Linked DNA regions of Homo sapiens: region 1 is linked to region 2. The links are chromatin loops, found by intact Hi-C in ENCODE. Cell type or tissue: breast epithelium. All regions are shown on one strand. Links, peaks and the distances in the headings refer to the core of each region. The heading gives the core; the rest is flanking DNA. Region 1 overlaps ASPG (asparaginase). Region 2 has its middle 16 kb from the start of C14orf180.

Evidence for each region. A loop is a pair of places that touch in the nucleus more often than their neighbours do. Peaks named below come from ENCODE experiments on the same cell type or tissue, not always from the same donor. Only the 100,000 strongest peaks of a DNase experiment are listed, where the experiment ranks them.
Region 1: it touches region 2 in a loop (2.9-fold over the local background); 27 of 110 quality-filtered maps call a loop at or near these places.

Annotation. Positions count from the first base shown.
Region 1 is chr14:104,087,590-104,102,691 of GRCh38, forward strand. ASPG (asparaginase) reads left to right here. Exons shown (of 16, transcript NM_001080464.3): 2 at 5,044-5,152; 3 at 5,902-6,013; 4 at 7,942-8,067; 5 at 9,965-10,048; 6 at 11,264-11,390. Among named protein-coding and RNA genes, the nearest start is that of ASPG, 9.4 kb to the left of the region's middle. In breast epithelium, for the core only: a CTCF peak has its summit at 7,220 (motif pointing right); a DNase peak (open chromatin) is centred at 7,208; H3K27me3 peaks cover 4,035 bases.
Region 2 is chr14:104,556,300-104,571,401 of GRCh38, forward strand. No RefSeq gene overlaps it. Among named protein-coding and RNA genes, the nearest start is that of C14orf180, 16 kb to the right of the region's middle. RefSeq lists enhancers at 6,860-7,421, 8,078-8,824, 8,825-9,569. In breast epithelium, for the core only: a CTCF peak has its summit at 7,903 (motif pointing left); a DNase peak (open chromatin) is centred at 7,912; H3K4me3 peaks cover 466 bases; H3K27me3 peaks cover 7,135 bases.

The DNA of each region.
Region 1 (15,102 bases), core at 3,570-11,569, 470 kb before region 2:
CGGAGCCTGCCAGAGCTGCCCCCGAGTGGGGACAGGACCTGGGGACTCTGTGTGGGGCCTCGTCCGACGCCCCTGACGCTACCCCTTCAGGCTTGGAGTGTGGCCAACTGCAGTTTCGTTGAGCTCAACATGTAGTTCTTGAGTGGTCCGAGCTGCAGGGGCAGGTGGACTCTGTAACCCCACCACACACCCGTCTCGCTTGGCCCCCGCGTGCTCGCCGCAGCAGCCTGTGGGTGCACTCACACGCGTGCACCGCATTTCTGAAAGAGGCTGTGAGGTCCTGTGTCTGGGTGGGAAACAAGAGACTTGGAGGCTGGAAATTGGGTGTGGGGCGTCAGTCTTCAGACCTGAAGCAGCCTTCTGAGATCCCTTGGTGCTCTGTGCACTGGGGTCCTGGCTTCTGCTCAGCAGCCCGTCCTCGTGTGGCTGCGAGGTCACCCCCAGCTGTTGCTAGCTGACCCATGTGGGGCATCCACTTCCAGGAACCTGCAGGAATGGGCTCCCCCAACCCCTCGTGAGGTTGGAGCAGCCAGACTGTCAGGCGTCAATGATTTACTCCCTCCACACTGCTGACGTGGGCTCTGGCCTTCCCTGGGGAGGTGAGAGGGGAGTGGTGGCTTTGCCCTAGTAAAGCTGTTTGATTGTCGCTGTTGGAACGGCTTCTGCGCCTGCTGGTAAACAGTGACCTGTGGGTGGAACGCTGCACACCTGGAGCCCTGCCAGAGTTCAGGGAGGGCAGAGGTGATGCCAGTGGGGACGCCCCTTGACCCATCCCTTCTCTGAGTTCATTGAAGCTATCACAGGTCAAGGGGCATAGCGAATCCAAACACGGCTGATAACCCCAAGCCCAAGCTGGCATCAGTGGCCACGTTCTGTACACCCGAGAAACTTGAAGACTTCCTATGTCAAACTGGGAACCCCACCTGCTTGCCGGCCTGTCCCAAAGTCCCTCCTGAGCCCGGCTCCTTGCAGGCACAGCAGGGAGGGCAGAGATCTGGGGCCAGGCAGCTGAGAGAAGCTCCCTGCCCGGTGACCACACGGGTCCCAGCAGTCGAGAGTGTCAGTGGAGTGATGCCCATGGCTTCTTGGTTACTGCAGTGGCGTCTGTGCCCTTGGCCTGGACCTCCTTCCTGAATGGGTGCTACACGTTCACAAGTTTCTAAGCCTAAGCTTGACTTCGCTGGTGACAGTGGGGCCCATTGTCTTAGAGAGCAAAGCCTCCTTTCCAGGTGTTTGGCAGGGGGCTGAGGAGTTTCCAAGTCACCAGCAAACTCAGGCACCTGCCTGGATGGGCCAAGGAAGAGGTTCCAGGCAGGGCTGGAGGGTTCAGATTCTGCAGCCCTTGAAGCTTTTGGAGGGCCCTCATTGAGAAAAGTAATACAAGTTACAAAATCATAGTTAGGTGTGAAAGCCGGTGTTTGTTTATTTTTTATTTATTTTTATTTTTTTGAGATGGAGTCTCACTCTGTCGCCCAGACTGGAGTGCAGTGGCGCGATCTCAGCTCACTGCAAGCTCTGCCTCCCGGGTTCACACCATTCTCCTGCCTCAGCCTCCCGAGTAGCTGGGACTACAGGCGCCCGCCACCGTGCCCGGCTGAAAGCTGGTGTTTATTTAAAATAACAAAAGAAATTGCCCCAGCTGACTGGGCGCGGTGGCTCACACCTGTAATCCCAGCACTTTGGGAGGCTGAGGTGGGTGGATCACTTGAGATCGGGAGTTCAAGACCAGCCATGGACAACATGGTGAAACCCTGTCTCTACTAAAAATACAAAAAAAAAATTAGCCAGATGTGGTGGCAGATGCCTGTGGTCCCAGCTACTGGGGAGGCTGAGGCATGAGAATCGCTTGAACCCAGGAGGTGGAGGTTGCAGTGAGCCGAGATCTCGCCACTGCACTCCAGCCTGAGTGACAGAGTGAGACCCTGTCTCAAACAAACAAAAAAAACTGATGCCACTACATACCTGTTAGAATGGCTGCTGACGTACAACACATTGACTGCGGGGTGAGTGCTGGAGCCCCAGAGTTGGAAAGTGGTCCACTCGCAGGTTGGTAAGAAAACTTTACTGGCGACAGTATAGGTTTGAAAAAGGAACGTTTGGCCAGACATGGTGGCTCAGGCCTGTAATTCCAACACTTTGGGAGGCCAAGGCGGGTGGTTCACTTGCCTTGCTAACATGGCGAAACCCCGTCTCTACTAAAAATAAAAAATTAGCTAGGTGTGGTGGTGCATGCCTGTAATCCCGGCTACTCGGGAGGCTAAGGCAGGAGAATTGCTTGAGCCGGGTGGGTGGAGGTTGCAGTGAGTCGAGATGGCATCACTGTACTCCAGCCTGGGCAACAGAGTGAGACTCTGCCTCAAAAAAAAAAAAAAAAAAAAAAAAAAAGGAAGAAAGGAGAAGAAAAAGAAAAAAGAAAGAAATTGGCCAGGCTGGTTTTGAACTCCTGGGCTCAAATGATCTTCCTGCATCAGCCTCCCAAAATTCTGGGATTACAGGTGTGAGCCATAAAAACCACTGCAAAAGCACATATGGAGTGTTTTGCTTGAGAGAAGAGGACACCAAGAGAGTTTAGTCTTGTCTTTGGCTGATTTCGCCTGTGGTGCCCACACATGCCCCCAGCAGGGACAGCAGGGCCCATATCCACGCCTACCACTCTGCAGCATTCCTGGAAGTTTCTGGAAGCTGTTCCCCCACATGAGTCAGCAGCAGCTGGAGGTGACCTTGCACAACGTGAGCATGTCCCACAAAACCAAACCAGATATGCCCCCTCCACCTTTCCCATAAGGCACCCCAGCTTCACCCGCCGTGATGAGTGGAGAGTGACTTTTTGTTTCCTGTGGCCACTGTGCCGGGCGGCTGAACATCACAGAAGTTCGTTCTGGGTTCTGGAGGCCGAGGCCTGAGAGGGGTTTCCCCGGGCTGAGCCAAGGTGCTGCAGGGCACCGCTCCGTCCTGACGCTCTGCGGGAGGAGCCACCCCTGCCACCTCCAGTGTCTGGTGGCTGCTGCAATCCTTGGCTTGTGGCCGCATCACTCCAGTCATCCAGGCCAGCATCTCCAAGGGCCGCTCTGCCCTGTCGTCATATGGCCTTCCCCTCCCCGTGCCCTGTGGCCTTCCACCTGTGAGGAAACACGAGAGGGCGTTTAGGGCCCACCTGGATTGTCCAGGGCCACCTCCCGCCCCATGACCCCTAATATCACATCCGTAAAGACACTTCCATATGAAGTGACACCCACAGGTACCGGGGATTGGGATGTGGACATCTTTTTAATTTTTATGTATTTATTTAATTTTTTGAGACAGTCTCATTCTGTCACCCAGGCTGGAGTGCAGTGGTGCGATCTTGGCTCACTGCAACCTCCGCCTGCCAGATTCAAGTGATTCTCCCGCCTCAACCTCCCAAGTAGCTGGGATTACAGGCACCTGCCATCATGACCAGTTAATTTTTGTATTATTCGTAAAGACAGGGTTTCACCATGTTGACCAGGCTGGTCTTGAATTCCAGACCTCAAGCAATCTGACACCTCGGCCACCCAAAGTGCTGGGATTCCAGGCCTGAGGCACTGCGCCCGGCCCTGGGATGCGGACATCTAGGATGCTTTTTCAACCCACCATACATGAGACAGGGACACTTGGACACCGGTGTGGGGTGGACCCTGAGCCCCCTGGATGCCCAGGGTCTGAGGTTGGGTCCTTGGGGTTCACAAGGCTGGTGAATCCAGACCTTTGTTCCGGCAGCCCGTGTCCTGGCTGTGCTCTGGGCGCCTCGGAGGGCAGACGGGCAGACAAACATGTGCGGGCTCCGCCTCCCCCGTCTGCTGGCTGAGCCCTACTGGCGGGGTGATTTTGTCAGCGGCTGCACCTCAGCCGGCCTGCATCTTCCAGTCCTCTGGCAAACGTCCCCGGGGCTCCACAGGCCTTTGTGTAAGGCCAGAGGAGGATCACGGGTGCCATAAACCTTCACGGGGCCAAGGGCTGGTGTCCCGGGGCTGGTGACTTAACAGGCAGAGATGTGGAGACCAGGGTGAGCCCAGCAGTGGAGGGCGATGTCAGGGAGGGGTGCGGCTGGAGGGATATTAGAGGGGGCTGCTTTAACTTGCCAAGTTTGGGGTTAATTTGTGAGCCAGTGATAGGCGATGGGTACAGCTGCAGAGGGCGAGGGGGGAAAGCAGGTGACCATGGCTGGGATCTGCAGGATAGGATGGGGCATTGCTGCTGGGGGAGGGAAGGGAGGGCCGGGAGGGAGCTTTGGGACTTGCTGGAGGCCCTGGAGGGGTGGCTGAGGGGTCAGGGCTTTATACTGAGCAGCTGGCCCCAGGGAATGAGTGGTGTGGCCAGGTCTCCATTTAAGGGACAGAACTGAGATGCAGAGGCTGCAGGAAGGTGGCAGAGTTGCTGGGGGTGGGACCAGCCCGTCTGTGCACTTGCTGTGTGCTAGGCCCTCCAGGTCGGGGAGCTGGGGAAGGGGACCTGGGCTGGACCCTGAGGGAGTCACACAGTCCGTGCCCTTTGGGAGCTCGAGGGCCAGTGAGGGAGAATGTGGGAATAGCACTACAGCCTGGGCATCTGGGAGGGCTTCCTGGGGGTGGTGTCCCAATCTGGGCCTTGAGGCACCTACTGGGTGAGAAGTGGGGACGAGGCAGGACTTCCAGGCAGAGCCCACAGTATATCCACAGTGAGGCAAAGGCTGAGCCCCGTGGGCCTTGGTGGGGAGTGTGGACTAAGCATTTGGAGAAGGAGGTGGGAGCAGGGGCAGGGCCTGGGTGGAGCAGCTAGAGACCTGGGCAGAGCTCCTGGGGCCGTCCAGGTGCGAAATGAGGAATCACCACGGGCTCCAAGGCAGGAAGCCATGGCTTCCAAACGCGGGTCAGCCGCCTGCCCTCTGAGGGGTCCCAGGGGCAGCCATAGCCCTTCCTCCCAGCCTCTGACTGTCATAAGACCGGAGCCCCATCCCACCAGCTCTGGTCCTGCCCCTCAGTGAGGGAGGAGGCGGCCATGGCTGTCAGCCCCTGACCCCAGCATCCACCTGGACTCTGCCTGCAGTGCTTGTGCCCGGGACGGGCCTGGCTGCCATCCTGAGGACACTGCCCATGTTCCATGACGAGGAGCACGCCCGAGCCCGCGGCCTCTCTGAGGACACCCTGGTGCTACCGTGAGTGTGGGCTCCTCCCAGTCCCGGACAGGGCATGGCTGCTGAGGGGCACCGATCCTGAGGCTGGGCACTGCTGGCCAGGCCCACGTGAGCCATTTGCTCACCCCTGTCTCTAACATCCCCTCAGCTTACAGGGCTTTAGGACTGACCAGCAGTCGCCTTCCACCAGAGCCTGAACCTCTGAGGGTGCCCCGTGCCTGGTCCCACCTTCCCTCCCCACCCTCCTCCCACACCCCCAGCCAGGCTGCTTCGGCAAGTGTGATGAGGGCGCCCCGTCTAGGGATCCTGTATATCAGGAGCCAGCTGGCCCAGGTGGCCTTGCCCCCAGCATAGAGGTCCTTCCATTTCTCAGCTCTGGGCCCAGCTCCCTGATGTCCCCCACAGCTGGGGGTGAGCTGGGAGTTGCCCTCGTGGTGGCTGACCACCACAGCCGCCACAGGCGAGCCTCCTGCAAGCATCCTCTCCTGCCTGGGGATGGCTGGTCCCAGCCCCCCTCTTCGAGCTGGTGTGGGAAGAAGACTGCTGGGAGTGGCCCATCCTGACCTACGTCCTTGCCTCTGTGGGGAGCTCCAGGTGGAAGGGGGGCCGGGCCCCGTACCTGGGATGCTGAGAACTTGCTATGTGCGGAGCCCTTGGCGTAGGGGCCCCAGCTCTGCCAGAGGGGAACAGAGCGGGTCAGGGCATTTAGAGCAGGAGGAGGTGCAGAGCGGGAGCCTGCTGTTCCGCCTCCTGCTGTTTCTGTCCCGCAGCCCGGCCAGCCGCAACCAGAGGATTCTCTACACCGTGCTGGAGTGCCAGCCCCTCTTCGACTCCAGTGACATGACCATCGCTGAGTGGGTTTGCCTTGCCCAGACCATCAAGGTAGTGGGGCTGGGGAATGCTGGGTGGGGCTGTGGTGTGTGGGTGGGGCTGAGGTGTGTGGGTGGGGCTGTGGTGTGTGGGTGGGGCTGTGGAGAGTGGGCAGGGCTGTTGGGTGTGAGTGGGGCTAGGGAGCACGGGTGGGAATGGGGAGTGTGGGTGGGGCTTGGAGTGTGGGCGGGGCTGTGGAGTGTGGGTGGGGCTGTGGAGAGTGGGTGAGGCTGTGGAGTGTGGGTGGGGCTGTGGGTGTGGGGTGGGCTGTGTTGTGTGGGCAGGGCTGTGTTTTGTGGGTGGGGCTGTGTTGTGAGTGGGGCTGTAGGGTGTGGGTGGGGCTATGAGTGTGGGCGGGGCTGTGGGTATGGGCGGGGCTGGTGGATGGGCAGTGGCCGGCAGAAACACTCTGGGACGGGTGAGGAGCTGCAGGGTCTGGGGTGGAGTCGGCCTGCCCAGCCTGGGGCCTGGGAGCATCTGGGAATGGCAGCTTCAGGAAAGGGCAGGGTCCACGTGTCAGAGCTGCGGGCAAGGCTCTGAGTTCCTCTCCCCCATGCAAGCTGGGGGTGGGCGTATAGGGCCAAGTCGACTTCCCAGATGAGGACACAACGGGAACAGTTGTCTTAGCCTGTCCCAGTTAGTATCTGGGGCGCGGTGTGTGGTGTGTGATGCTACCTCGAGGGCCAGCAAGCTCCTTGTGCGTGGCTGGTGACCTGCTCACTGCCCTCTGTCCGTCCCCGCCCAGTTGGAGTCTTAGTGGATTTAGTGGAGTCTTGGTTGGAGTCTTAGTGGACCACAGCACCTCTCAAAGACTCTTGTGGTTTACAGCGACCTGTGTGCTCCCCCTGCAGGCAGAACCACCCCCCGCCCCATCAGCTTTTCTTCTCCCTTCTCCCCCATCACAACACGCTCCCATGTTACCGGAGCTGCCTCCCCTAGTAGGGGGCCTCCTGCCCGCTCCAGTCCCAATTCTCACCTGCTTCCCTTACGAACCCCCTGCTCCCCTGAGTGGGAACATCTAGGCTTCCCCTTCCCAGCAGCAGGGTGGCAGGCAGCACCACCCAGGACAGGACCCTCCATTTGTAGCCGGCAGCCCTCACCGGGCAAGGCGTGACTGCTTTTTGAGGCCCACGAAGCTGCCCTGCGGTCCTTGCTGCAGGGAGCAGCCCTGGGCAGCCTCACAAAGGCCTTCTCGGCTCAGGTGGCCCAGCCTGCCGTCTTGCCGCGAGTGGCCAGCAGAGGGCGCCCTTCCCCTCCTTGGCCTCCGCTCCTCTGCAGTTCCCAGGCCTACGGGGCTTGGTCTTTTAATGGCCCCCCGGGCAGGCCCAGGCTTCGTATGGAGCCCTGGGCTCTCGGAACGGTGCCCTGGCAGCCGCAGCCTGGGCCAGCCACCCTCCAGGGGGTGGTGGCCGGAGGACGTCCCTGCATGGCCAGCTTCACTGCTGCCCTTCGGTGTCCTGCCCGGCCGCCCAGGTCCAGATCCAGGCAACCTCCAGGATCACCTGCTGGTTCCCGGCCATGGCTGTGCCTTGACCCTGCAGGCGTCCTTGTGCCCACCGTTGTGTTCTTGCCTGACCCGCGGTCTGGGCTTCGAGGCTCGTGCACCACCACAGCCCCCTGCTGCCATGGAGAGGCGCTCTCCCGCCCTTGGGGAGTGTGCAGAGGCCCCTTGGAGGGACTCATTCTCGAGTGCTCTGAGGGGAGCCTCAGCGTGGTGGGTGCACCCGAGTGGCATGGAAGCCTCGGGGCAGGGAGAGCGTGGGAGTCCCAGGACTCCACGCCAGGGGCTAATCTTCCAGAGAGGGACTTCCAGGCCAGGGTCCCACGGGTGCCTCCCCTGAGTCCTCCTCTCTGCATCCGGACCCTTTCCCCCATGCTGCAACCTCCCCCACACCTGCTTGCGAGGGGCTGGCCTGCCTGAGCATGCGCCCCTCCTGCAGAGGCACTACGAGCAGTACCACGGCTTTGTGGTCATCCACGGCACCGACACCATGGCCTTTGCTGCCTCGATGCTGTCCTTCATGCTGGAGAACCTGCAGAAGACTGTCATCCTCACTGGGGCCCAGGTAATCCCAGGGGCCCGGGGCTCCTAGGAACAGGGGCTTCCTGAGGCCACAGGGCAAGTCAGCGCTGTGGGCGGCCGCTGCGGGACCCCGGGCTTCCTGCTCAGCCCAGCAGCTCCTGAGGTGGCTGCTGCAGGGCCCGTGCTGGGGCTCGCAAATGCTCAGGTCCTGCCCGGGTGCCAGCACCACCTGCCCCGCAGGAGGGGGGTCATCTCCTGCTGGTGGCCCTGGGAGCTGTGAGGCCCTGGAGCACCCAGAGCCAGGCCCACCTCGGCCCTGGGGGTGCCAGGCATCCCTTCCTCTCCTCCCGATGCTTCCTTGCGGCTGCTGCCCACCTCTCCATCTGGCGCATCAGGGTGGCCGCGCACAGAGCCGCACCAGGAGGCCCCGGCCATGTCCCTGCCTTTGTCCCTCTCTTTGCTCCGCCCACTGTGGGTCTAGGCGATGCCATCCTGGGGGCCCTGGCACACGATTTCCCTGCCTCTCTCACCCTAACCCAGCACAAATCCCATAAGCCAAGGCCAGTAGAGTGTTCTGGAAAACTGGATTTGAGGGGATGTGGCAGGGGAGGTTGGCTAGAAGCTGACTAGGGGTCCATGTTGCCTGCGGGTGGCAGTGGGCACCTGAACCCCTTGGGATCCTTTCCCACGGCTGAGGCTAAGGTCTTGTATGGGAAACCGGTACCTGTGTCCCTTTGAGCTTGGTGGCAGTTCCAGAAAGCTCCATGGAGGCCCTCTTAGGAGGTCTGCGGGGAGCAGTCCGGGGAGGTGGCTCAGCCACCCCACTCTGCTTGCCTGGCGCCGTCTCCCTTGTCCCTCCAGAGTCTCCCCAGGGCCCACTGCACACACCTGTTAGCGGTGGAGCAGTGCCTCCCGCCCCAGAACTCGAGAAGGAGGGACAGGGCTCCAGCTGGTTCTCCTCTTCCCAGACCTTCCCGAGCCCTGGGGGAGCAGAACATCCCGTGGACCTCTCTAGGGGATCAAGGGCACAGTTATGAGCACCGCAGGACCCACGAACGTTCACATGCATGTTGTCCTCACTCTGATGTTGGCCTGTGCCGGGACATCCTTATCCCTGTTATACCTGTGGGGAAACTGAGGCTTACAGGCTAGGGGCTCACCCACAGCCACGTACCACGTGAGGGCTGAGCCAGGGAGCACCCAGGACCCAGGACTGCCACCCCCTGCCAGGGCTCTCTCCCTCCAGAGCCTCTGACTGACCACTTCCCGGCCGCCTCCTCCTGAAAACCCTGGCCTCTGCACCGCCACCTGCGCCCTCCTGGGACGCGCTGTTCAGTCAACCATAGCACAGTCGCCCATGCTAGACACAGGCAGCTGTGGGAGGAGCTGTACTGTGCCTGGCATCCCGAGGCAGTTCCTTTCTGTCACAGCCCACCCACCCCTCACCCCCACCACCCTCCTTCCAGCCCATAGTTCTGCTGGGGTAGCGAGGGAGCTGGGCAGGGCAGCTGCGGTGGGAGGCCTGTGATGCGTTCTCCAGTATGGGGACCGGCTGGCCCCTGCTGCCAGCACTGGGCTCTTGGACCTGTAGAGGGAGCTGGTGGGTGGGTTGAGGCCCTGGGTGCAGGCTGGCATGGTCTGCAGCCACAGCTGTTGGTGGGTGGGTTGAGGCCCTGGGTGCAGGCTGGCATCGTCTGCAGGGACAGCTGTTGTTGGCGGCCTTGGAGACAGGCTTACTGCCCAGCTCCTCTGAGTGCCCCGTTCCCCCAAGGCACCCATCTCCAGGCTGCCTGCTGCAGTCCAAGCCCGCCTGTCCTTCTCTTTCCCACACCCGCCTGGGGCTCCTGGGCTGGGCCTGGGGGTTTACCTGGAGAGATGAGCCAGACATCCCAGGCTTCTGGGCTTCCCAGGCCTCAGCTACTCCGTGGCCTCTCCCCCAGGTGCCCATCCATGCCCTGTGGAGCGACGGCCGTGAGAACCTGCTGGGGGCACTGCTCATGGCTGGCCAGTATGTGATCCCAGAGGTACCTGCCTGGTGCACGTGGAGGCGGGGCAGGTGGGGTGGGGGCAGGAGCCCAGACAGCAGCCAGGAAACAAAGTCCCCCCAGCCCCTCCCCAGACGCCACTGCCAATAGCTGGGTGCACTGTCTTCTAGATCTTATGTTGTGGATATTTACATTAGAGGTACGTATGGAAGTTCTACGTTAGAGATACGTATGGAGGTTCTGCGTTAGAGATGCATATGGAGGTTCTACGTTAGAGATACGTATGGAGGTTCTGCGTTAGAGATGCGTATGGAGGTTCTGCGTTAGAGATGCGTATGGAGGTTCTGTGTTAGAGATGCGTATGGAGGTTCTGCGTTAGAGATGCGTATGGAGGTTCTGCGTTAGAGATGCGTATGGAGGTTCTGCGTTAGAGATGCGTATGGAGGTTTTGCGTTAGAGATGCGTATGGAGGTTTTGCGTTAGAGATGCGTATGGAGGTTCTGCGTTAGAGATGCGTATGGAGGTTCTCCGTTAGAGATACGTATGGAGGTTCTGCGTTAGAGATACGTATGGAGGTTCTGCGTTAGAGATGCGTATGGAGGTTTTACGTTAGAGATACGTATGGAGGTTTTACATTAGAGATAGGTATGGAAGTTTCTATAAAAACAGGTTGCAGCCAGCAGGGCTCTGAAGGGTGTCACTTTCCCTCCCCCATGTCTTTCCCTGTTTCCTGTGGCGTCCCAGGAAGGAGTGTGCAAAGATCTCCCCCACCCTGGGGCAGTGGCTTTACCCAAGGCTCTTGAGCAGCTTGACTAGAGCCCCCACACGGGCTCCTGAGCAGGGGCCTCAGGGACTCCCATTCACCGTGGGCAGGGGCCTCCAGCAGCTGTGCTCGCTGCACCTTTGGGATGAGTTCCCAGGGCTCTGTAAGAAGCAGGGTTGGGGGCAGTGGGCAGGTGGGAAGGGAAGGAAGTACGGTACCCTCCTGCCACCCAGCCACTTGCACGCCCCAGGCCCTGGGGTCCCCAGGCCCCTGCAGGCTCCGGTTAGCCCACGGGTAGGTGGCAGGGCAGGAAAGGGCCCGAGAGGGGCAGTACCTGCTCCCAGGAAGGTCTCTGCCTGCGGTGGGTGGGGTTACAGTCCCACCTCCCCCTGGGTCTGGGCACCTCATTGATGGCAGGGAGGAAGCTGGAGGGCAGATGGGTCGGGGACAGGGTGGCCGCTGCTCTGAACTCTGTCGCTCCGTTCCCGCAGGTCTGCCTTTTCTTCCAGAATCAGCTGTTTCGGGGCAACCGGGCAACCAAGGTAGACGCTCGGAGGTTCGCAGCTTTCTGCTCCCCGAACCTGCTGCCTCTGGCCACAGTGGGTGCTGACATCACAAGTAAGCCCCGCAGGAGCAGGGCCAGGTGCCTGCCCAGTGCTGGTGCTGGGCGAGGGGCTGCTGCAGGGAGCTCGTGGCTGGGACTCGGCAGAGTTTGAGAGCACCATGCTTGGTTCTGACTTGCCCTGGCTTGGTTCTGCCCTGGGCTGTGGAGAAGCCAGGGCTGCGTGGACAGGGCTGCTGCGTGGCCACAGAGGTGGGGGCCTCCTCAGGTCCCTGCAGGCTCAGAGGCGGGAGGCCTGGAAGAGAGGTTTGGGGCATCTGGCCCTCATGTGTCCTGCCCAACCACTCGCCCCAGGCCTAGGAGGTCCCCAGTGACCACCTGGCTCTGCCACACCTCTGTGTGCCGTAGCCTCGTCCCCAGGAGTTTCAGGGAGTCTTTCTGTCCTCTGGTTCCGGCGGGCAGCCCAGCCATCCTTGTGGGGCTGACTCGAGCGATCCTGTGTCCTGAGGCTTCCCCCTGGGGGGGCCAAGCCCGCCCCCTGGCCCTGGCTGTAGGAGCAGCCTTGGAGCTTGTTCTCAGAGACTGGTGCCCTGCCAGGCCTCACCTGAGACGCAGGGCCACTCCAGTGGCCTGCCCGGAAGTCACTCCCTGGCCTACCGTCGCTCCGTCTGGGGTGTGCTCCTGCTGAGGGAGCCCCTGCTTCCTGGACTCTACCCGGCCCCTGCCTGTTCCAGGTCCACGGCCAGCATGGCCAGTCCTGACCCCACGCCAGCACCCCTCCCTGAGGCAGCGGGAGCATCCCCTCCCTCCTGGGAGATGCATCCTGCCTGCCCTGGCCCCCTGCTGTTTCAAGGCAGCCCCAAACCTGCCCTGTGTCTCATCCTGACTGACTGAGGTGGGGTCCAGCCCCGGGGAGGCTCCAGGGCTTGGCAGCACTGGCCTTCCTTTGGGGGCATTTGACACCTCACCCGGGGCTGGGTGGGGCTGCCTGCCCAGGACCAAAGCAGCTGTTCCTGTCTGGGCGGGTGGGGTGGAGGCGCCCCCTCACCCACACTGGGCTTCTGTCCAGGCCTGGGCCATGGCGGGCTGGTGGGTCAAGCCCACAAGGTCACTGGACGCCTGGGGAGGCCCTTCCTAGGGAATCTCCCGGTGCGGCAGAGGCTCCCCACTCCCCCATTTTAAGGAGGAGCAGACCCTCCTGGAGAAAGGGTTGGGCTATGGGCTGCTGGGGCACAGCTTCCTGGAAGAATCCCCAGACACAGGCAAGGACCCTGGGGAGCTTCAGGGCCTGGCATGAGGGGGCCCTGGGAAGGGTCTGGCAGGGCAGGGGCCTTCCTGGAGCATCTACCAGAAGTCGGGGGACAGGAGGGGCTCTGGGCATGTCTGGCTGTGGGGCCGTCAGCAGAAGCGGGTGGAGGCAGCGTCTTTGGATCTCAAGACAAGGCCTGTGTGTGGGAGTCCGGGCTCGGTGGCTGACTTGCTTGTTGCCCCAGGGCCCCTCAGCAGGACAGGACAGAGGAAACTGCCTGGTTCTACAGGTGAGAAACGGAGGCAGAGAGAGGCAGGCTCCCACAGGGAGGCACCGACTCAAGCCTGTGCGCTGTCTCCTGTCCTGGGCTCACACCCCGTCCCTTCTTCCTGCTGTTCCCTCCTGTCCTGGGCTCACACCCTGTCCCTTCTTCCTGCTGCTCCCTGGAGCACCTTCTAGGGAGTGTGAGGCCCAGAACACATCAGTGTGTCTACTGTGTGTGCAGCACACCGGGTCTCAGGGGCTTGGGCAGGGGCCCACTTGCTCACCGAGGGCCAGGGCAGCCCTCAAGGCTTCTTGGAGGAGGTGGCTTGTGAGCTGGTGCTGGTAGGGTACTGGCTTGCTTGCCCATGCTGGATGCTGGCACTCGGCCCCTCCAGCCCAGGGAGAAGGAGCAGCAAGAGGTGTGGGTGGTGCCCTGCAGGCCCGGCTCCCCCATGGGGCCTGATTCACACCTTATCTGGGGCTCAGGAGTGGAGCTTCTGCTGGTGGGTGGACCCCGCCCCAACAGTGCACAGAGGACCGTGCTCTGGATTCCAGGGACTCCGCCAGCACCGGGTGCTAAGCCCGGGCAGGCCACGAGGCTCAAGACACACCGGCCTCAGGCCCAGGGCCGTGGGGCAGCTCCTGGGCGCAGCACTAAGGCTGGTCTGGGTGGGAGGCTGCCCTGGCCCCAGCCCCCCACCCCTGAGTGTTTCCCACGTGCGTGTGGGTGTGGGAAACTGATGCCGGGCTGCCGGGCCGGTTCTGGCACCCAGTGTTGAGAAACCTCAGGCCTTGCCCAGGGCGTGGCTGCTGGGGCCCCTGGGGAGGGGCACAGGTTGGCAGTGTGCACCCTCAGCCTCTCTGAGCCAGCTGGGGGTAGCAATGCCGGCCTGGGCCCGGGTGCCAGCTGCCAGCACCCTGTCGAGGGCTTGTCCTGGGCTTTTTACCCACTGTCTGGGAAGTGAGGGGCTGGGCTGGTCCGGGAGTCATGGGCGGGCTTGGTGCTCCTGTCCACAGTCGGCTCGGCGCCAAGGGGTGGGGGGATGCGTGGGAGGCTGGAGGAGGCCCTGCTGGCCCTGTCCTTTCCATGTGTCTCAGGAGACCACACTGTCACCCCCAGGCAAATCCTGCACCCTTACCCTTCTGTGCTGAGCCCTGACCCCGGCCCACTCTGCTGGGGCCCTTGGAGCAGAGGAGGGTGGAGAAGGGGATATGGCTGTGGGGTCAGGCCAGGCCTGTCACTCACCAGCCATGGGTCCTTACGCTGGGTCACCCCAAAGCAGAGCCCCAGAGCCCTCCTCTGTGCACTGGGAGAAGCCACCTCCCTCCCAGACGTGACCCAGCCACCCCAGCTGTGCCGCATCCAGCTTTGAGGCCGCAGACTACACCCTTCGGCTCCTGTGCTGAGCTCCCGTATCTGTAGAACAGGGCCATAGCCCCTCTTGGGGGTAAGGGGCTGAGCCTGCAGGCCTCACCTGGCCATGGAGCCACCAGCGCTCCTCTCTGCCCCCGGGTGTGGGGTCACGATTCCCCTGGCCTCTAGCAGGCCTGGGCAGGAAGGACTGGGATCCCAAGGGTGGCATCCACAGACTCTCAGGAGGCGGGAGGTCAGTGCGGGGTGGGTGTGGGCCCTCTTTGTCTCTGTGTAGCCCCCTCTCAGCCATAACTCTTTGCCAGTGGCAGCGGTGCCCCCTCCTTTCCTGTGCTGATGCCTTATCTGCTTGTCCGGCTGAGACACACGCCCTCAGTTAAAGGGCATCTCACGCTGCCATCATGTGGGGCTGACTGATGCTGTGGGCTCTGGTGGGGGTGGAAGACTCACTGCTGGGGGCTCCGCTCCCCCCTCTCTCATCCCCAGCACCCCACATCTCCCCCCTTCAGCTCCACCATGCCAGGAAAGTCCTTTTTATCGCATGCAAGCTGCTCTAGCGGAAGCGGCCGGAGACATGTGGGTGACATCTCCCTGTGGGCAGGAGGAAGAGCCCTGTGCGGGGGTCCTCCTGCCCAGGTTCCTGTCCCAGCACCGTGCCGGGCTCTCCAGGCGCCCAGGCCCTTCCCCACCCCTGGGCCTCGGTTTTCCTGGGCTGGGCTCTCCAGCCTCCAGGGTGTTTACTGCCCTGGGCAGCTCTGACACCTCACAGTGTGGTGGGAGTCCCCAGTGTCCAGCCCTGCTCTGCTGGAGGCTGCCATGAGTGTGGAGAGGGGCAGAGGGAATGGACCTCAGCCTTGGCGCTGGCCTCTGAGGGTTTGGGGGC
Region 2 (15,102 bases), core at 3,252-11,251:
GGCTGCCATCTTCAAAGCCAGAGGCTGTGGCAGCTGAAGCCCCTGCTTGGGCTTTGCTGGAGCCCCGGCTTGGGCTTTGCTGGAGCACATCGTTCTGAAGACATGCCCAGCCCTGCCCCTCACCCCAGGCTCCCAGCCTCCTGCATGAAGCTCTGCACCCCTGGAGGGACGAGGGACTAGGGGGCCACTCAGGAGCAGGTGGGGCACTCAGGGATAGACAAGAGGGCTGCGGTGACACTGTGCCTGGGCTGGTCCCCCGGGGTCCAGGGCTCTCCTCTGGCCCAGAGGGACACCCGAGCTCCCTGTGCAGCCTTGTCCAACCTGGAGCTCAGAGGAAGTGGCCATCATGGCCCTCAAATCCTGTCCCAGTGGACACTGGCAATGGGCTGGCCCGGCCAGACAGGCTCACGTGGGCCAGAGGGTCACCCCCTCTTCCTGCAGCCCAAGGAGAGGAGCCCAAAAGGAGATCCCCTCAGGGACTTCCAGCCCACACAGACTGAGGATGCCCAAACCAAATTATGGCCAAAGGCCCCGGGGAGCTGAGAGAAGACAGGGAGTCAGGGAAGGCAGCGTCTGCAGGAGCCCCCAGGCCCCCTCACCCACCCAGGGAGTGACGCCCTGAGCCCCCACAGCCAGCCCCCAGCCAGGCCCCCAAGCCCTGCAGGAAATGGTCACTGTGTCCACTCCCGGCTGGCCACCCCTCCCCAGTAAGAGTCTCTAACCTGACCCTTCCCTAGTTGCCCCAGAACCTTCCAGAATCAAAGGAAACCACAGACTTCTCTGCCATGTCTTCTAGTTCCCAGGGAGCAGGAGACCCTCCTCCGCACAGCCCATCTGAGGGCAAGGCTGGAGAGGCTTCTGCTCCCCTGTCTAGATCCCCCTCTGGAGCCAGCAGCAGATGCCTGACAGAGAGAAGCAGTTCCAGTGCTGAGAGGCCTGGCAAAGTCCCTCAGGTGCTCAGGCTCTGACGGGCCACGGCTCGTGGAGAGAGCAGTGTGCCAGATCACCCCTACTCTTCTTCCAGGGACCACCTCCCCACCATTCCAGGACACACCAACAGACCCTGTGTGTCGGGCTCAGGAGCTGCCCAAGGGTCTGATGTCCCAGGCTTGTGAGGAGTGGGCCACCAAGAGGATGGGCATGCTTGGCTGGGGACCCCCAGCCAATCCAGGTGGGATTCACTTAACTCTCTGTGCTTGACACCCAGAAGTCACCAAATGAAGGGACCCACAAAATCACTCATGGTGAACACGGCTCCATAGGGATATAGGCTCAAATCACAAGGGCCCATCTCAGCTGGGAAGGTAGACCCAGGCTCGGCTGGGAGGTGAACTCAGACTTGACTGGGAGGTAGACCCAGGCTCAACAGGGAAATGAACTCAGACTCGGTTGGGATGATGGCCACAGGCTCAGCTCGGAAGTGGACTCAAGCTCAGCTGAGGTGATGGTCCTAGGTTCAGCTGGGAGGTGGACTCAGGCTCAGCTGGGATGATGGACTCAGGCTCAGCTGGGAGGTGGACTCAGGCTCAGCTGGAAGGTGGGCCCAGACTCAGCCAGGAAGTGAACTCAGGCTCAGATGGAAAGTGGCCCCAGGCTCAGCTGGGAGGTGGACCCAGACTTAGCTGGGAGGTGGAATCAGGCTCAGCTAGGAGGAGGAACCAGGCTCAGCTGGGAGGTGAACTTAGGCTCAGCTGGAAGGTGAACTCAGGCTCAGCTGGAAGGTGGCCCCAGGCTCAGCTGTGAGGTAGAGTCAGGCTCAGCTGGGGTGATGGACCCAGGCTCAGCTGGGAGGTGGACTCAGGTTTGGCTAGGGAGGTAAACTGAGGCTCAGTACAGGTTGAAGCACCATCACCAGGGCAGCCGTGACAGGTGATGACGTTGGACTGCTTTTGTATGAAAGAGGCAGCGCTTAGTTCTCACTAGAAGAGACGCTTAATCTGAATATGGACTGGTCTTTCCTGGCCACAAGGCTTCTGCAAATATGACCATCTTTCCCCATCAGCCTGGCCTTCCGCACAACATTGCTGTTAGCCAAGGGTCTCCCTTCGAGCTGCAATGGACTCAACCTCACAGAATCCACTGGTCTGACGTCCCCACTGTCTGGCAGCTGCCAGCCTGAGAGGCTGGCAGACTGGCCTTCGGAGACTCAGGGATGGCGCCAGCTGGGTGGCGATGCCCTGTGGGGCCTGCCAGGGCCCTGAAGGATACAGTGCAGGCTCCCAGTCAGTGACCCACAGCTGGGATTCACGGTCTGGGGATCTGGGGCTGGAAATTGGGGCTTTTCATGTGGTCACCTCTGTGATAGTTACAACTCACCCTTTGACTCTCACAGCCTGGTCCTTGAACTGCAGATGTGTCAGCCAATCTCAGAGCCAAGCCCAGCAGCTCCAGGCCAGATGGCCTCACCCACCTCCAGCCCAAGAGCATCCTCTTAGGAGGGGGGTTAAACTGAGCCTCCAGAGACCACCTTCCCGTGGCACCTGCTCGTAAACTAACTCATCCGGGAGGTGGGGGACCACTGGGTTCCACATATGGAAACAAGGGTGGTGGGAGAGGCGGGGTGCACAGGGCCGAGCTCCTCAGCAGGGTCCCCATGGATGGGACAATCAACAAATGCAGAGCACACCTAGGAGCCTGCAAGGCCGCCCTGCTGCCCGCGGCCCCTGCAGAACCAAGAGGCTTCCACTTTCTAAATCACACAAATTAATTTAGAAATCAGAGCGGCTCCCACAGCTAGACTGCAGGTTTCAAAATAGCTTAACAAATTACCAAATCCCCTTTAAGAAGACAAATTATTCCAGCTCCTCCACCAGCACCTGGTTAATGATGCATGCACTTTTGTTAGGCGTTAAATATTCACTAGCTGTGGGTTTGCACTTGTGACCCGTTGCCTCATTTCTATGTGGGCTGGCTGTTGTGCCCCATGCTGTCCCAGCACCCGGGGATGCTGGCCTTGGGACCACCGTGCAAGGTGACGGCCCAGCGGTTCCACCTTCCCTGACCATGGCCATGGCTCACCTCTGCCTGCCCAGGGCTGCCCTTGGTGCAGGCAGAGCCCACATCCCCTCACCAGCCTTCCAGGCCGTGCCATAGCCTTGGCATGTGAGGCCTCCTTGCCACCCGGCCTCCCTCCATCCCCATCTCCAGGCACACTCACCCACTGGCATCTCCCCGGGGCTGCTGTGGCCTTTGTCCCTCTTCCTGGTCTGATGCACACCCAGGGACAGACATGGGGTTTTCCTGACCCGAGTTTCAGGCCTCCAGTTCCTGACCAGCTTCTCCACACTGGCCCCACAGGCAGAGTGTGCCTCGCCCGCAGAGACGAGGTTATGTTCCCCGACCATGGGCGTTCAGGGGGTGGGAGACCAGGAGGGCACTCAGGCATCCAGCACTGCCATCCTTCTTGAGGCAGGTCCCCAGGCTGCCAGAGTTGTGGCCCAGACTCCCTGGACAGCAGAGACACCTGGTCAGGACTCAACCCCAGGGCCAACTAGAGGGAGCTGAGCCCTGGGAGGACCTGCAACCCTAGTGGGGCCACCAGAGAAGTCCCTCCCTCCTCTTCCCCAAGACTTGACAGCCGGGCTGTGCCCTGAACCCGCCCCTACTCCCCCTAGGCTGCCTGGGCGCCCCGCATTCACTGTTTCCACTCTTGACAGATGGGGAAGGGGGAGCCAGGCAGGAAGGAATGCCCCACCCAGGGGCCCCCCAGCAACAGTGCCACCCAGCCCAGGACCCCGGCTTCACACAGACAGGCTCCCCAGCTGCAGGGGCTTTCCTCGCCCTCCCTCTCCTCACACTGGGGCTCTTCTGATTTGAGATCAACTTCCAAATGTCTTTCTTGAATGTTCTGCCTAATTAACTTCACATTAAGAGGACTGAAAAGGACATGGCAGCCGTGCCAATCCACAGCCTGCCCCACCGCGACGGGGAGAAGCACATCTCACTCAGCCTCCGACGCCTGCCACTTCATGCGTGCAGGCCTGGCTCCTCCTCGTCCAGGACAGTCAGCCCTGCTCCCCGGTGCACACACACACGCACACACACACTCACACAAATGCACGCACATCCATGCATGCATACATGTATGCGTATGTCCACACCCACATACATGGACACAGATATATACATGCCACACACGCACACACCCATATACACGCACATGCGTGCATTGCACACAGGCACAAGCTTGCATGCTCACACATGCACACAGCCAGGAGCAAGCTCCTGAAGCCACTGAGTGGTGCCACCTTGTGCTTTGTCCTTGGGGACCAGCTGAGGAGCCACTGGCCAACAGGGACCACTCTTAGTGCCCCTTTTTCAGGCACAGAGGAGCTGAGGCCAAGAAAGGGAAGGGGCCTGGTTCAGAGTCCCCCAGTGGCCACTGGCTGGGAAGCTCTGCAAGCTTGGGTGCCTGGCAGTGCCTTCCCCAGCCGCCCTCACCCCCCTGCCCCAGCCTTGTGACTCCCCTTGGCCCCACCAGTGACTGTGTCCACTTCCTCCTGAGCCCACAGCCCTTGACACCTGTCCTTGCCATAGCTGGGCCCAGCCACGCTCTTCAGCAGGCAATGTGGCCCCCTCCACAGGGTCTGAGCTGGGCACCAGCGTTCAGTAGTTAGGAGGTTCCATATCTGTGTCCCCTGTCCAGCCTGGCTGGCAAAGTGGGGACTCAGCCTCTCTGTAGTCTCCACCTGCTTCCCTCCACCAGGCAGGTCTCCCCCTCACCTCCCACCCTCCTCCATCATCAGCTTCCCATCCCAGCCCCCAGAGGCCAGCAGGCTGGGGTGCCCTCCCCAGCCAGGTGGGGATGGGTGAGGGCTGGACTCCTTCCTCCCTGCCCCAGCTGCCTGCCCCACCATGTCTGGCCAGCATCCGCTTACAGAGCAAGAGATGTTCAGCTCAGCTTCCTGGGCCACCCAGCCTGCTGTCACCCTCCTCATCCCAGGAGAAATGGGACCCCGTTCCCTGCCTCGGGCCCCACCAGACACCTGGACTCCAGCGCACCCACCGGGACCCGCCCCTCAGCTCTTGTGAGCCTCACATGCCCAGGCCGAGCCACCGCCCTTCCCCTCGACAGCCCACAGGGCCCGAGGCTCCACAGAACCCCCCCAGCGTCCTCTGTAAGGATCCAGCAGAGACACAGGCAGCTGCCCTGAGCAGCACGGAGGCTGGGGCAGGCGCCAGGTTCATGCTTTCACGCTCACTTTGGAAACTGTTGGTTCAGCAGTCTGGCCGACTACCTGCTCTGCGCACCGGTGACCTTAAAACCGTCCATGCTTATAAATCACCTGGGATTTACATACGGACTGGTGGCAGGTAATCTTTCAGAACTCCCCCCCACTCACACGCAGTCAGTGTGGTTACGCAGGATCAGGATCCTGGGTGGAGTGGAAGAGAGAATGAACTGACACGGGGCTGGGAGCCTGACAGGCAGCATCATCAGGGAAGTTTACGGAGTGGGAGGCAGGGCTGCCTGTGCGTCCAGCTCCAGCTCAGCTCCAGCTCAGCTCCAGCTCAGCCAGGCACCCAGGCTCAGGTTGGAGGGGCCGCAGAGGCTGCTCCTCCTGCCCCGCTGATGTCCTCACCTCTGCTCAGCCCCTGCGTTGATGACCACCCCGTGGCTGGGACCCCACCCAGCCTGCAGCCCTCCAACAAAGAGCCTCCAGGGCCTGCCCAGCGATGGGGAGTTCCTCCCTCTGGGGTTTGCTGGTTAAGAGCAAGTCTTGCTCCATGGAAAAGAAGTTCTAACGGCGGAATCCACACCAAGAGAAACGGCCACGAACAGCCTCTGCCCCACACGTCGCGTGGGCCCCAGAACCACAACGAGGAGGATCAAAAAAAGGAGTCAAATACTTCCTGGAGACATTTTCCAAGACCACTCCCACCCCATAGCAGAAGGAGGTATGCCAGCCCGCCATGTGTCCCCTCCACTTTGATGCTCCTTCAGCCATCACGGACTCTCAGAGCCCTGCCTGGGTCAGACTGTGCGGGCGGCAGTCAGGACTCTGTGTGAGCAGGAATCAAGGCCCAGGGTGGGCCAGGATCAGAGCTGAGTGAGCTAGAATCCGGGTCCAGGGTGGGCTGGGATCAGAGCTCAGAGTGAGCTAGAATCCAGGTCCAGGGTGGGCTGGGATCAGAGCTCAGGATGGGCTAGAATCAGGGTCCAGGGTGGACTGGGATCAGAGCTCAGAGTGGGCTAGAATCCGGGTCCAGGGTGGGCTGAGATCAAGACTCAGGGTGGGCTGGAATCAGGGCTCCATGTGTCTGGAATCAGGACTCAGTGTGAGCTAATGTTAGGCCTCTGTGTGAGGTGGATCAGGGCTCCATGTGGGCTAGGATCCGGGCTCAGTTTGGGGCTGAGTCAAAATGCTCTGGCATGGCCTCACAGAGGTGGCTGGACTTGCTCATGGTCACACAGCAGGCGACAGGTGCTGGTGGAGCTCCTGGGTCCATGCGGCTCAGGCCCCATTGCTCTTCCCCACCTGCAGAAGAAGCCACCCACCCCCCTTGCAGCCCATGTCTGGGCTCTGAGTCCCTCAGAGCTCTACGGACACAGCTGTCTGGCCAATGAAAGGGGTGGCCAGGGTCCCCTGGGATCTGCACAGCACATGGGGTCCAAGCACATGGAAGGATGCTGGGCAGACACCCTGAGGCTCAGACCCACATGCCCCAGCAAGGACGGCTTGGAAACTACCTCACCACTCCCTGGCAGCCAGAGGGAGAGGGTCTCCCTGATGAGCCCAGGCTGCTCCCTGAGGGAGGGAGGGAGGGAGGGAGGGAGGGAGGGAGGGAAGGAGGAAGGGAGGGAGGGAGAGCAAAGGCCGCCTCTGGGCATGTTGTCCCAGCCAGGAGCAGGTGGCTGCACAGAGCAAGGGCCTGTAGGGTGAGCCTTGGGGCTGCCTTCCAAGGAAAGAGTCATCACAGACCCCTCCTCCTGTGCTGCGGGGGAACTGAGGCCCCTGGTCCCTCAGCCCAGCGCAGGCTGCCATCACTATCCCCGAACTCGAGAGCAGGGGCAGAGGACCCTCAGCCATCTTCCTGTCCCATAGAAGAACTCCCAGTGGGAAACCCCACCCCCAGCAGAGGAAACAGCCCTCAGGACACCAACACCCCCACGGCTGCCAGATGCTCTGGGGAGGCCGCACCAACTCACACGGCCTAACAGCCCTGCCGAGGGATCCCAGGTGTTTGGGGACGGACTGCACACCCACCCTGATCCAGGGCTGTGACTGTGAAGAGGAGCTCCGGCCCTTCCCCAGAACACAGCCTGCCTCCTGGCACAACAAAGAAAGCCGGGTGTGGGCATGGCCCACTGCACAACCCCACCCCCAAAGCCAGGGCTGAGCCGGCCAGCCCACAAGCCCTCAAGGGGCACAGGCGTGTGCTGCCTCCCTGAGCACCGAGCACCAGGGCCAATGGCCAGGCCCCCGAGGCTAGGAGCCCCTCCCCAGAACTGTCTGCAGCCCTCTTGCCTGTGGGGACCCCTGACCCATGTGAGGCTGTGTGTGGGGGAGGAGGGGGCCCTGGTGCCCCCAGAGTGGAGTCAGCCCATGCATGAGGATGCCACTGGGGAGCCACGTGGCCCCACTGGGCTGGGATTCCCCCGGGTGTCCCGAGGCCACCGCACACTGCAGGGCCCATGAGTTTGCAGTTTGTCCCAGTAAAAAAGCTGCCCTGAGCCCAGACACCCACGTGGGTCCTTCCTGCCCGAGATTCCGGCCTTGTTGCTCCTGCCCTTAGGAAATGCGTTGCTGTCTCTGGGTTCCTCTGGGTAGCGAGGCTTCTGGGCCTGAGGGAAGTGTGGGACAGCCCTACAGCACAGGCCCCCAGTCCCGCCAATCCCCACCCCCGGGGTCAGGCCCTGCCTCCTGCATCCCTCTTCACTGGCCAGTCCTCCATTGCCACCTGGTGGCCATTGCCCCACGACAGCCGGGACCGCCAACCTGCCCGACCCGAGCTCCTCCAGGCACCGGTGCCTCCTGGGTGGACACTGGGCAGCTGTCCTGGGCCTGAACTCGCCAGACTTTGGCAGAAGGCAGGGTTCAGGGGTCCCCAGCCCCCATCCTAGATGGGGAGGCGCCCCGGTCCGGGCATTGCTGGAACAGCGCCCTTGATCTTGAAAAGGAGCTTCAGTCATCAAAGGGGCTCCATCCCTGGAGGGCAAATGGCAATAAAAAGACACAAACAGGCGGCGTTAGAGTGGCCCGGGGGAGGCGCTTCCTGATTGCGAATCCAATTCTCATTCCTGAAGGTCTTTAAAACCCTTCCTGAGCCATGTGATTGTCTCAAAAGAGCTGTTATTACTCTTATAAAAAAAAACTTATAAAAAAATTCTAATCAACATTGGTCTTAAACCGCAACGTCTCAGCACCCAGCACTGCCTCCGCAGCTTCGTGGGGCTGGCGGGAGGGACATTTACGAGCCATTTCACGCCCCGCGGCTGCCCATCAACCATGGGGCTTTTGTCACCCACCATAGCGATAGCAATGGTTTTGTAACTCAAAAGTTATTTATTAATATCGGTATCTTCCACGTGAGTGTCTCTGGCAGCCAGGGTGGCGCTGAAAGGTTGGGGGTCCTGTCGTGGGCATACATGGTGGTCCCCAGCCCGCCAGACCCGAGAAGCCTCCAAGACGTCACTGCTTTCCGCTGTCTCAACAATGCATGGCGCCTGTCTCACCAGCACCGTGGGAAGCCAGGCTGACCTGCCGGCAGGATGGGGCATCTGAGGTCCCAGGCAGCTGCTTTCAAGGCCACCATCCAGCCCTGCACAGGGCAGCAATGCCTTTGGCCAGGGCCACATCCAGGCATGCACAGAGCTGGAGCACACCGGCCCCGGGCCCGCAGCACCACCACCCTGTGGACCTTATCAGGTCAGCCTCTCAGGGGCGAGTCTCCCCACCTGGTGCTCCAGGATTAGCACCGTCTCAAAGTCAGGTTGGAGTCACTCTCGGCCACGCACCATGAGTGACCCGAGCACCCCTCATCTTCAGAGCCCAGAGGGAGCAGTCCACGGGCTCGGGGAGAGCCTTTGCGGACAGAGCACCCAGTGCCCCACAGCTCCTTAGTCATCATCTGGGGGAGTCAACTCCTCACGAGCTGGGGGCCTCCAGCGGGAGGCTGCCGAGCCAGCTCTGGGCCCCAGGGCTTCCAAGGAGCCTGTCCCCAGGAGGAGCGTGTGAGCTGCGGGAAGCAGGCAGTTTTGTCACCATGAGTGTGCAAGCTGTGGGGGGCCTGGCCCCTCCGTGCTCCTCCCCGGACCCATCTCCAAGGCAGCTTGCCTTTCCCCATTCCCTCCAGTTGCAGGTTCTGGCCAGTGTCCCCATGGAGGTCACACTGGCTGTTGGCTCCTGAACCACCTCCAGCTTTGGCCTAAGGGCAAGAGCCCAGCCCCGAGGACAAGGACAAGCGCCAGGGCCCTGGAGACAGAACCAGCAGGGCAGTCAGTGCTCAGCCCCTCGGGGCCCTCAGGCCTCCACTGCAGCAGCGGCTGCACCCTCTCCTTCCCCAGAGAGGGGCCAAGATGCGATTTGCTGTCCCCCCCACCGCACTGAGAAAGGGGGGGCCCAGGCAGGCACCCCCACCCCACCCAGACACATGTCCCAGCCCACGTGGGTTCCCTGGCTGGCTGGCTCACAACTTCAGAGCACCCCCACCCTCTGCTCTAGGCACCTCCGACCACCCACAGGGGTCTGTGCGAAAGTAACGGTGGGGCTCCAGCCAGCTCCTGCCCAGGGTCCTGTCCCTGCCACCGCCTGACCTTTCTGTTCAGCCTCCACCCGGCCCACCCTCAGGCTGGAGGGCACCATGAAGGGGAAGACAGATGGCAGATGCTCACCCCATGGGCAGAGCCATCTCAGCCTGAGGGCAGCATCCTTGCTGGGCAGAGCTCCCTCTCACAGCCACCCCAGCCTCCTGTCCTCCGCACACATTTGACTCCCTGATGGGGCTCTGCCCTGGCACACTCAGGCTCCCAGGCAGCAGAGCTGGGCAGGATGGATGAGACCAGAAGACAATGTGAAGTCCCTGCTCAACCCGGGGCTGCCGGGGACCGCAGGGTTAGTGCATACTCAATGGAGGCAAGCCTGAGGCTCTCTGGGAAGGAGAGAAGGGGATGCACTTAACACAGGCTCTTTCTAGGGGTGATTCCCGAGCTTCCCAGAGTGCCCCCTGGATGTCAGTTACACGCCCGAGTGGGCTGGAAGGACGGCCTTGCCGGGGTCCAGGGCTCCTGGCCACGCGGCCTTTTCAGTTTGCTGTCTCGGCTCTGCAGAGGCCACAGCTTATCTGTGACAGACAGACCCACCTCCCTGCCTTGGAGACTGCTCCCCAGGGCTTTCTTGCACCCCCATGCCATTTGACTGACCCTGTCAGGAGGGTCTCTGACTCACCACCGGTGTACAAGGTGTGAGCGAGCAGGTGCTCAGACAGTCACAGGTACGGGCTCTGCAGGTGAGCACTGACCAGGTGGCTCGGGGCTCTGGAGACTCTGAATGGAGAGAACCCCAACTTCTCTCCCTTTGAATTGTGTGAACGTGAGCTGAACTCGCTGACCACAGCAGAGAGAAAATTTGTCAAAAATGCCCACCTGTGAGACCCAGGTCTTGCCTCGGGCTTTGGAGAGGCCGGTTTGTGGTTTAAGGACAAGCCGGGGGCAGGGTTCCCCAGGAGTGACCAGTCACTGGAGGCTCGGGCGGCGCAAAAGTCAGAAAGGGCAGAGGACAATCTGGGGGTGACTCCTGGCCCGCCTGACTCGTGAGGGCCTTGGTTTCTCCTGTGCTTGTTGAGGTCTGTGTGGGGGATGGTAGGGAAGCCCCTCGGAAGCGGAGGACCCGGGGCTGGCAGAAGTAATGACAGAGGGAATAGATTGCACCTCACCAGCCTGCCCGCACCCGGCTTCCTTGCCTCCACCCACACTGCAAGATGGGGCCCACGGGAAGGCATTTGCGCATACAACCCCTCAGCACCGCAAACACTGCCACCCCGGTCCTGGGAGCCAGGGCTGCCCTGGCCTGGGGGTACAGATGGGCAGGGGCACACCTGAGACCCATCAAGCAAGACTTGCCAAAGAAGGAGGCTCAGGAGCGAGGTGGGGCAAAAGCTGGCACAGGAGGCCCAGGCCCGCAAGCACCTAAGGAGGCCCCTGGGGTAGGAAGGGCCGGAGGTGGGAGTGCGTATGGCACCCAGCCTAGGACGGGAGGAGCCACAGCCGGCTGTGCAGCAGGGAGGGGCCCTCCGGGGCCTGAGGTGGGAACCAGGAGAGGCCAGCACTTCTAGACAGCAGCTCAGTCGCTCGCTCCACCTCTCAGAGTTCCGTTTCCAATATTCTCCCCCCATTGTCTGGAATCCAAATATTCCCACTTTTAAAAGCAGCTTCCAGATAGTGGTGTGCAGGAGGCCGAGCAACACCGTCTTTGAGGAGGCAGCCGAGATGAAGATAAGACCAGAGAAATCCATCACGCCGGCTTTTAGAGCCACGCACCCTCTCTGGACCCTGCCGGGATTAAAATGCACAGTCCTCTGTTGTGGGGGCCCATGAGGCCGGCGCTCCTCAGCCACAGAAATGGAACTGTAACTCAGCCCAGAAGCAGGGAGATCGCCTCCCAGATAAACACCCAGCAGCTCTAGAGTGCTGGCGGCCCTGGGCATCCTCCCCACTCCCAGCCCCAGGGCAGCCTGGGGAGCAGGGGTTCTGGAGGACCCCGGCCCCCTACACGGGCCCCCCACTCCCTAACGCTTGCTTGGGTCCAGTGGGGGCGGGAGGCTAGACAATGAACTGAGGTGCCCCCTGAGGGGCACCTGCTGCAGCTCGGGGACCCCAGGGACAGGGCCAAATGGCCATGACATGTCTCAAAGGCCTTTGCCAAGCCTGGCATCCTCGTCCATAAAAGGACAGGGCACGCAGCCGGGCACGGTGGCTCACAGCTGTAATCCCAGCACTTTAGGAGGTCAAGACGGGCGGATCACCTGAGGTTGGGAGTTCAAGACCAGCCTGGCCAACATGGAGAAACCCCATCTCTACTAAAAAATACAAAATTAGCCGGGCGTGGTGGCGCATGCCTGTAATCCCAGCTACTCGGGAGGCTGAGGCAGGAGAATTGCTTGAACCCGGGAGGCGGAGGTTGCACTGAGCCGAGATCGTGCCATTGCACTCCAGCCTGGGCAACAAGAGCAAAACTCCGTCTCAAAAAAAAAAAAAAAAAAAAAAAGATGGAGTTTGCCAGGGGCAGGGCTGTTCCACCTTCACCACACCAAGGTGAGGACAGAACCCAGGCTGCGGCCAGGGCAGGAAGAACTGAGGTCGTTTGGGCCTTGTCTGGCCACCCTAAGGAGTCAGCCCCTCTGCCCAGGAGCTCAGCGATGCTGCCTGTGGCCACAGGGTCGCCTGCTCTACCTTCAGCCTCAGTTTCTCCCTTGTAAAGGGGACATACAGCTCCTTGGGAGCCATGAGCTTGGGCCACTACTTGTGAAGCGCAGAGGGAGCTGGAGCACAGAGGCCTCAGTCAGGCACGTGCTGCTGCCGTGGTCCACGTGGGAGGTCACGTGCATCCCCGCAGTGGTGCTGGGTGGGCCCTGCACCTTCAGGGCCTCCCTGGTGCACCCCGGGGTCTGTGAGGCCAGCTCGCTGCCTTTCCAGCTCATCCACCCCATTTCTCTGCTCCAGCCCTTCCCCAGGGCTCCTGCACTCAGCCCCTCCAACCCCAGCTTGGCGAGCTGCCCCTTCTGTCCTGCTCCCACTGCCACCCCCAGCACCAGCCCCTCCCAGCGCCCCTGAGCCCTATGGGACTCCTGCCCTGCCCCTAGCCACACCTCAGCCGCAGGCCCTGCCTGGACATCACTCACGGTTGGTTCTGGGGCCACGGCGCACTGGACACAGGGTTCAAGTGTGCTACATGAATAGTGACAGGATCTGTGCAGCAAAGGGGGGTCCCTGCGTCCCCAGAAAGCCCCTCCTGCCCTCAGCCTCCCCAATACCTTCAGCAGGAAGGTGTGTGCAGGGTCTCTGGAGGCTGCCACCCTCCCATCCACAGCAGCGGTCCTGCCTCGGGGCGGCCAGAGCCAGCACGGGGAAGCTGACGCGTCACAGGGCGGCTTCCAAACAGGATCATAGCGAGAACGCCGCATAAAAGCTCTAAATAAACCCCAAAAAGGAAAATGGGACTGTTTTACCACTGAATCAATTCACCTCTAATTTTAATGCTCTGAAAAGTATTTTCTCTTAATGACTCCATTATTTTATCATATGGTGAGCAATAAACTCCCTCCCCACATTTGCCAGACAGCCTCAGCCTCTCCGGTGTCTGCCAGGCAGGGAATCCTTTATAGGCGGCTCTGCACACACACAGCACTTGGCTTTCGTTTAGTGGTGATTTTATAGAAGATTCCCCCATTTCGTGTAATATAAAGCCTAGAACTTAATTAGCCTCCGTCAGCTCCTCGGGCTGCTATGGAGTGGGTGTGTTCATGCACCCGCAGACCACACACCATGACAAAGTCGCCGACCGTCTCAAGGCAGCATCCCTGTGGCTGGCATGGGCAGCATGCCCCAAACATGAAGCACTCAGGACCCCAGAGGGCTCCTGGCCTCCCACCTGGCAAGTGGGTGCAGGTTATTAATCCCCAGCTCCCTGATGGCTCTCCCACCGGGACACACACATCCCTCACAAGCAAACGTGATTCCCAGCAGGGAGCTGGCGGTCTCGGGAATGACCTCCATGTGGGCTCCTGGGGAAGCCCAGGCGACTGTGCAAACCCTGCTGGCGAGGGTGCCGCCCTCCACGGTTTTCCAGGCCCCAGGGTGGGCACATGTGCCGGCTCACGGTGGGTCTGCTCCAACTCCAGTGGGAAGAAGAGATGCCGAGGATGCAGCAGCACCATACGTGGGAATGGGGACAGCTGCGGGGGGCTGGGAGCACAAGTGAGGGACAGAGCCAGGGCAGGTGAGGCCAGACGACGGACATGGTGAGCAGGGTCGGACACAGTTCCTCCTACAAGAGCCTGCTTGTGCCCTTTGATCTCCAACATCTCTCCTGGGTGCTCCACATCGAGGCGCCCCCACGGCACATCTGACCCCTCCTCCAGTAAACCTAAATTAGTTCCTTATTGTGCAACCTGGACAACTGTACATGGCCAACATTCAGGGGTCCCAACAAACTGCCTTGTAAATTGGAGGCCAGAGCCTGGCTTCCCTGTGTGGTGCCAGGCAAGGCACTGCAGCTTACACATGACACACACACGGCACACATGCAGCACACACGCAGCACACACGCAGCACACACATGCCCCTGCTGCTCCCGCCTGACGCCGGCCACTTACTCACACGCCTTCTCCCCCAGACAGAAGAGCAAAGGAGGTGGGAGGGTAAGGGGGAGACTTGAGTAACCTCACAGTACCCTAGATGCTAGGAGAACAGGTACCCGTGGGCCAGGCGCGTGTGCACACCTGCCTGGGCATGACACAGCTATGGGGTGTGTACGCAGGGCTCACATGTGGGGCCCAGAAACCTCCCTGCGTACTCAGATACCTCGTTCAATATCTGTAGCATGAGGGGCACTCCTGCAGGGGTCTGGAGCAATTCTTGGCCTAAGTGGCTATTTGCAGACTCCCCTCTCCCCACAGGCCCGGAGGAGTCGCAGAGTGGCTTTGTAACAGTGCGTTCTCCCTGCGTTTACCCCAGTGGGTTCTACAGGCTGGGCCTTGTCAAAGTGACGGGCAGGCGCTGGGCACTGGTGACAAAGGCAGTGGCAGCACTTGGCCACACTCAGCCTCTGGGGGCCCCGGACGTGCATACATCGCGGTCCTCCCCTTATGAGCGAGGAGACACCATGGCTGCTTGCACCTCGCGTGCCGGGGAACTGGGAGAGTGGGGCTCACGTGTGCATCTGCCCACCTCTGCTGAAGCCTGGGGCCACACAAAGCCTCTTGGGGTCAGAGCTTGCTGGGGCCCCGTGGGGGACGTGAGACAGAGAGAGAAGGTGTGTGTGTGCACACGTGTGAGACTCGGTGTGCCTGGTTGTGCACGTGACTGCGTGCATATGAAACACAGACAGGCGTCGGTCCAGCGGAATTTCTGTGGCACACTTGAGCTGCGTGTAGCCCCCTGCT